2 separate regions of the Homo sapiens genome follow, and region 2 is linked to region 1. The links are chromatin loops, found by intact Hi-C in ENCODE. Cell type or tissue: A673. All regions are shown on one strand. Each heading gives the region's core, and the rest is flanking DNA. Links, peaks and the distances in the headings are about the cores only. Region 1 has its middle 48 kb from the start of NAP1L2. Region 2 overlaps XIST (X inactive specific transcript).

Evidence for each region. Hi-C counts contacts between places; a loop is a spot of excess contacts. Peaks named below come from ENCODE experiments on the same cell type or tissue, not always from the same donor. Only the 100,000 strongest peaks of a DNase experiment are listed, where the experiment ranks them.
Region 2: it touches region 1 in a loop (3-fold over the local background); 1 of 110 quality-filtered maps calls a loop at or near these places.

The regions. Positions count from the first base shown.
Region 1 is chrX:73,261,510-73,264,426 of GRCh38, reverse strand. No RefSeq gene overlaps it. Among named protein-coding and RNA genes, the nearest start is that of NAP1L2, 48 kb to the right of the region's middle. In A673, for the core only: a CTCF peak has its summit at 1,222 (motif pointing right); no DNase peak of the experiment used is centred there.
Region 2 is chrX:73,848,856-73,851,772 of GRCh38, reverse strand. It overlaps XIST (X inactive specific transcript), which reads left to right. Exons shown (of 6, transcript NR_001564.3): 1 at 1-2,917. Among named protein-coding and RNA genes, the nearest start is that of XIST, 2.4 kb to the left of the region's middle. RefSeq lists enhancers at 1-341, 205-454, 885-934. In A673, for the core only: a CTCF peak has its summit at 1,232 (motif pointing right); DNase peaks (open chromatin) are centred at 472, 1,202 and 2,482; H3K4me3 peaks cover 1,360 bases; H3K27ac peaks cover 412 bases.

The DNA.
Region 1 (2,917 bases), core at 149-2,648:
TTCTCTTTTGGGAATACAGGATCCAGTATGAAAATGGGACACTGATTGGGAATCTGTTTTGCCTTCCAGTTGTGCCTGCTTATTAGGCTCTAGAAAGTGCAAGTCTTCCTGGCCTTCTTCCTTGAAGAGCTCCATCTTGAAGCCAGTAATCCAATTAATAAATTAACACTCCCCTCCTGTCCCCGTGTCAGGTCACGCCCCAGCGTGTGCCGTCCCCCTGGCTCCCGTTGTGGGTTACTTCCCAGCTGTTTCAGGCAGCGCCTCAGCCTGTTCGATTCTCCCAGCTGCTGCTGTGGATCCCTCCTTTGCTTGTGATACTTCTGCTCATATTTCACCCTCCCCCCCCCTTATAATACCGACTCTGCAGAATTACCGTCATGTGAGCCTGCCCCCTCCCAATCTATCTTTAAAGGGGCTTCAATGTGAAATAGAGCAATGTAAAAAAAGATATTCAAAACTTTGTATTTCCCTCTACACCCAAAGAGACAGATCCAACTTTCTTTCCTTTTAGAGAGGTACCGCAAGGCAGAGGGGCTGTTGGCTTTGTAAACGCTCCCTTAACTAGTTCAGAGGTCCGGAATTTAAAAAAGGAGCTTAAGCCATTACTGGATGACCCTTATGGAGTAGCAGATCAAATTGATCAATTTTTAAGGCCTGACATAGGCACTTGGGCTGAGTTGATGTCCATCAGGGGCATCCTCTTTTCAGGGGAAGAACGAAGTATGATTCGGAGGGCTGCTGTGGCAGTCTGGGAACGTGAGCACCCTCCGGGTCAAAATGTTCCTCCTGTGGACCATGAATTTCCCGCCCACGACCCTCAGTGGGACAATAACAATGCAAATCACTGGGAAAACATGCAGGATCTAAGGGAGGTAATAACAAAAGGAATTCGAATATCAGTACCCCGAACTTGAAATCTTTCTAAAGCATTTGATATTCAACAGGAAAAAGATGAGGGACATGCTAGATTCTTAGATTGAGGGAGCAAATGAGACAATATGCAGGCCTTGATCTGGAAAATCCCCTTGGACAGGGAATGTTAAAACTTCATTTTGTTACTAAAAGTTGGCCAGACATTTCAAGAAAATTTAAAAAATAGAAAATTGGGAGGACCGTCCCCTGAGTGAACTGCTTAGGGAGGCTCAAACGGTATATGTCAGAAGAGATGAGGAAAAACAAAAACAAAAGACAAAACTTATGTTACCTACCTTCCAGCAGATGGCTCCAAATCCATATATCTCTAAGCAGGGCTTCCAAGGGGCCAGAGATGATAAGGGGCCTAGATCATTCTTAAGAAGGCCCAAGCCTCCATCTGGAGGGCTGAGGTCTTCAACTAATAAGCCCCCTAAGGGGTATAGGGGGGCAAGGGCAGAGAATGCTAAGACTGAGAAGGGAGAAGGACAAGATATATGTTACCAATGTGGAAAAACAGGCCACTTCAAGAGGGAGTGTCCTGCACTAGAGAGAGAGAGAGAAACTTTCACACTCATGACTTTTGAGGAACAATAGGGGAGTCAGGGGGCTCCACCTCTTTTATTTTGAGTCCCACCAGGAGCCCTTGATAAATTTGGATGTGGGGTCTAAACCTGAATTTATCACCTTTCTAGTTGATTCAGGGGCTTCACGCTCCTCTGTTTCCCTCCACCTGGTCTCACCTGCTCTTCAGAAGAACTTTTCATCTCTGGGGTAGAAGGAGAAGGATTTAAGGCAAAAATTTTAGAAAGCACAGAAGTCAGATATCAAGATCGATTTACCCATATTCAATTTTTATTAATTCCTGAAGCAGGAACTAATTTATTAGGAAGGGACCTAGTGTTAAATCTAGGCATAGGCCTTCAAGTGGGCCCTAAAGGATTCCTCACTTCACTACATTTACTTGCTGCTGAGGATGAGAAATATATTCATCCTGATATCTGGTCAAAGGAAGGAAATAGAGGGAAACTCCAAATCCCTCCAATATATATCAAACTAAAAACCCCTGGGGAAATAGTAAGGAGAAAGCAATACCCCATTTCTTTAACGGGCAGAGTAGGGCTAAAGCCTGTAATTGAGGGTCTCATTAAAGATGGGCTTCTTGAACCCTGTATGTCTCCTTACAATACCCCAATCCTGCCTGTCAAGAAATCAGATGGGTCATATCGATTGATGCAAGACCTTAGAGCTATTAATCAAACAGTCCAGACCACTCACCCCAGTGTTCCTAACTCTTACACCATTCTTAGCAAAATTCCATATTATCATCAATGGTTTATAGTGATAGATCTGAAGGATGCCTTCTAGGCATGCCCCTTGGCTGAGGATAGCCGAGATACATTTGCTTTTGAGTCAGAAGACCCCTATTCGGGGCAGAGACAACAATATCGATGGACAGTCTTGCCCCAGGGGTTCACAGACTCCCCCAACCTCTTTGGTCAGATCCTAGAACAAGTACTAGAGAAAGTTACAGTCCCTAAACAAATACGTCTGCTTCAGTGCATGGATGATCTTCTTATATCTGGTAAAGACATAAAAGGAGTAGGTGACTTCTCTACACACATTCTCAATCACTTGCAATGTGAGAGTTTGCGGGTCTCAAAAGGGAAACTTCAGTATGTAGAACCTGAAGTTAAATACTTAGGCCACCTAATCAGTGCAGGTAAATGAAAAATAGGACCTGAAAGAGTGGAGGAAATTGTTTCCCTACCCCTGCCCCAAACTAAACAAAAACTCAGGAAATTTTTAGGACTAATTGGATATTGTTGTTTATGGATTGACTCATATGCATTAAAAAGTAAACTTCTATGTAAGAAACTTGCCCAGTGGAAGCCTGATAATCTCTTGTGGACTTCCCAGGAAATCCAGCAGATTGAGGAATTAAAAGAGATGCTCATAACCACCCTTGTTCTAGTTCTACCTTCCCTAGAAAAGCCATTTCACC
Region 2 (2,917 bases), core at 111-2,610, 590 kb before region 1:
AGTTAAACTAGGGAGGCAAGATGGATGATAGCAGGTCAGGCAGAGGAAGTCATGTGCATTGCATGAGCTAAACCTATCTGAATGAATTGATTTGGGGCTTGTTAGGAGCTTTGCGTGATTGTTGTATCGGGAGGCAGTAAGAATCATCTTTTATCAGTACAAGGGACTAGTTAAAAATGGAAGGTTAGGAAAGACTAAGGTGCAGGGCTTAAAATGGCGATTTTGACATTGCGGCATTGCTCAGCATGGCGGGCTGTGCTTTGTTAGGTTGTCCAAAATGGCGGATCCAGTTCTGTCGCAGTGTTCAAGTGGCGGGAAGGCCACATCATGATGGGCGAGGCTTTGTTAAGTGGTTAGCATGGTGGTGGACATGTGCGGTCACACAGGAAAAGATGGCGGCTGAAGGTCTTGCCGCAGTGTAAAACATGGCGGGCCTCTTTGTCTTTGCTGTGTGCTTTTCGTGTTGGGTTTTGCCGCAGGGACAATATGGCAGGCGTTGTCATATGTATATCATGGCTTTTGTCACGTGGACATCATGGCGGGCTTGCCGCATTGTTAAAGATGGCGGGTTTTGCCGCCTAGTGCCACGCAGAGCGGGAGAAAAGGTGGGATGGACAGTGCTGGATTGCTGCATAACCCAACCAATTAGAAATGGGGGTGGAATTGATCACAGCCAATTAGAGCAGAAGATGGAATTAGACTGATGACACACTGTCCAGCTACTCAGCGAAGACCTGGGTGAATTAGCATGGCACTTCGCAGCTGTCTTTAGCCAGTCAGGAGAAAGAAGTGGAGGGGCCACGTGTATGTCTCCCAGTGGGCGGTACACCAGGTGTTTTCAAGGTCTTTTCAAGGACATTTAGCCTTTCCACCTCTGTCCCCTCTTATTTGTCCCCTCCTGTCCAGTGCTGCCTCTTGCAGTGCTGGATATCTGGCTGTGTGGTCTGAACCTCCCTCCATTCCTCTGTATTGGTGCCTCACCTAAGGCTAAGTATACCTCCCCCCCCACCCCCCAACCCCCCCAACTCCCCACCCCCACCCCCCACCCCCCACCTCCCCACCCCCCTACCCCCCTACCCCCCTACCCCCCTCTGGTCTGCCCTGCACTGCACTGTTGCCATGGGCAGTGCTCCAGGCCTGCTTGGTGTGGACATGGTGGTGAGCCGTGGCAAGGACCAGAATGGATCACAGATGATCGTTGGCCAACAGGTGGCAGAAGAGGAATTCCTGCCTTCCTCAAGAGGAACACCTACCCCTTGGCTAATGCTGGGGTCGGATTTTGATTTATATTTATCTTTTGGATGTCAGTCATACAGTCTGATTTTGTGGTTTGCTAGTGTTTGAATTTAAGTCTTAAGTGACTATTATAGAAATGTATTAAGAGGCTTTATTTGTAGAATTCACTTTAATTACATTTAATGAGTTTTTGTTTTGAGTTCCTTAAAATTCCTTAAAGTTTTTAGCTTCTCATTACAAATTCCTTAACCTTTTTTTGGCAGTAGATAGTCAAAGTCAAATCATTTCTAATGTTTTAAAAATGTGCTGGTCATTTTCTTTGAAATTGACTTAACTATTTTCCTTTGAAGAGTCTGTAGCACAGAAACAGTAAAAAATTTAACTTCATGACCTAATGTAAAAAAGAGTGTTTGAAGGTTTACACAGGTCCAGGCCTTGCTTTGTTCCCATCCTTGATGCTGCACTAATTGACTAATCACCTACTTATCAGACAGGAAACTTGAATTGCTGTGGTCTGGTGTCCTCTATTCAGACTTATTATATTGGAGTATTTCAATTTTTCGTTGTATCCTGCCTGCCTAGCATCCAGTTCCTCCCCAGCCCTGCTCCCAGCAAACCCCTAGTCTAGCCCCAGCCCTACTCCCACCCCGCCCCAGCCCTGCCCCAGCCCCAGTCCCCTAACCCCCCAGCCCTAGCCCCAGTCCCAGTCCTAGTTCCTCAGTCCCGCCCAGCTTCTCTCGAAAGTCACTCTAATTTTCATTGATTCAGTGCTCAAAATAAGTTGTCCATTGCTTATCCTATTATACTGGGATATTCCGTTTACCCTTGGCATTGCTGATCTTCAGTACTGACTCCTTGACCATTTTCAGTTAATGCATACAATCCCATTTGTCTGTGATCTCAGGACAAAGAATTTCCTTACTCGGTACGTTGAAGTTAGGGAATGTCAATTGAGAGCTTTCTATCAGAGCATTATTGCCCACAATTTGAGTTACTTATCATTTTCTCGATCCCCTGCCCTTAAAGGAGAAACCATTTCTCTGTCATTGCTTCTGTAGTCACAGTCCCAATTTTGAGTAGTGATCTTTTCTTGTGTACTGTGTTGGCCACCTAAAACTCTTTGCATTGAGTAAAATTCTAATTGCCAATAATCCTACCCATTGGATTAGACAGCACTCTGAACCCCATTTGCATTCAGCAGGGGGTCGCAGACAACCCGTCTTTTGTTGGACAGTTAAAATGCTCAGTCCCAATTGTCATAGCTTTGCCTATTAAACAAAGGCACCCTACTGCGCTTTTTGCTGTGCTTCTGGAGAATCCTGCTGTTCTTGGACAATTAAAGAACAAAGTAGTAATTGCTAATTGTCTCACCCATTAATCATGAAGACTACCAGTCGCCCTTGCATTTGCCTTGAGGCAGCGCTGACTACCTGAGATTTAAGAGTTTCTTAAATTATTGAGTAAAATCCCAATTATCCATAGTTCTGTTAGTTACACTATGGCCTTTGCAAACATCTTTGCATAACAGCAGTGGGACTGACTCATTCTTAGAGCCCCTTCCCTTGGAATATTAATGGATACAATAGTAATTATTCATGGTTCTGCGTAACAGAGAAGACCCACTTATGTGTATGCCTTTATCATTGCTCCTAGATAGTGTGAACTACCTACCACCTTGCAT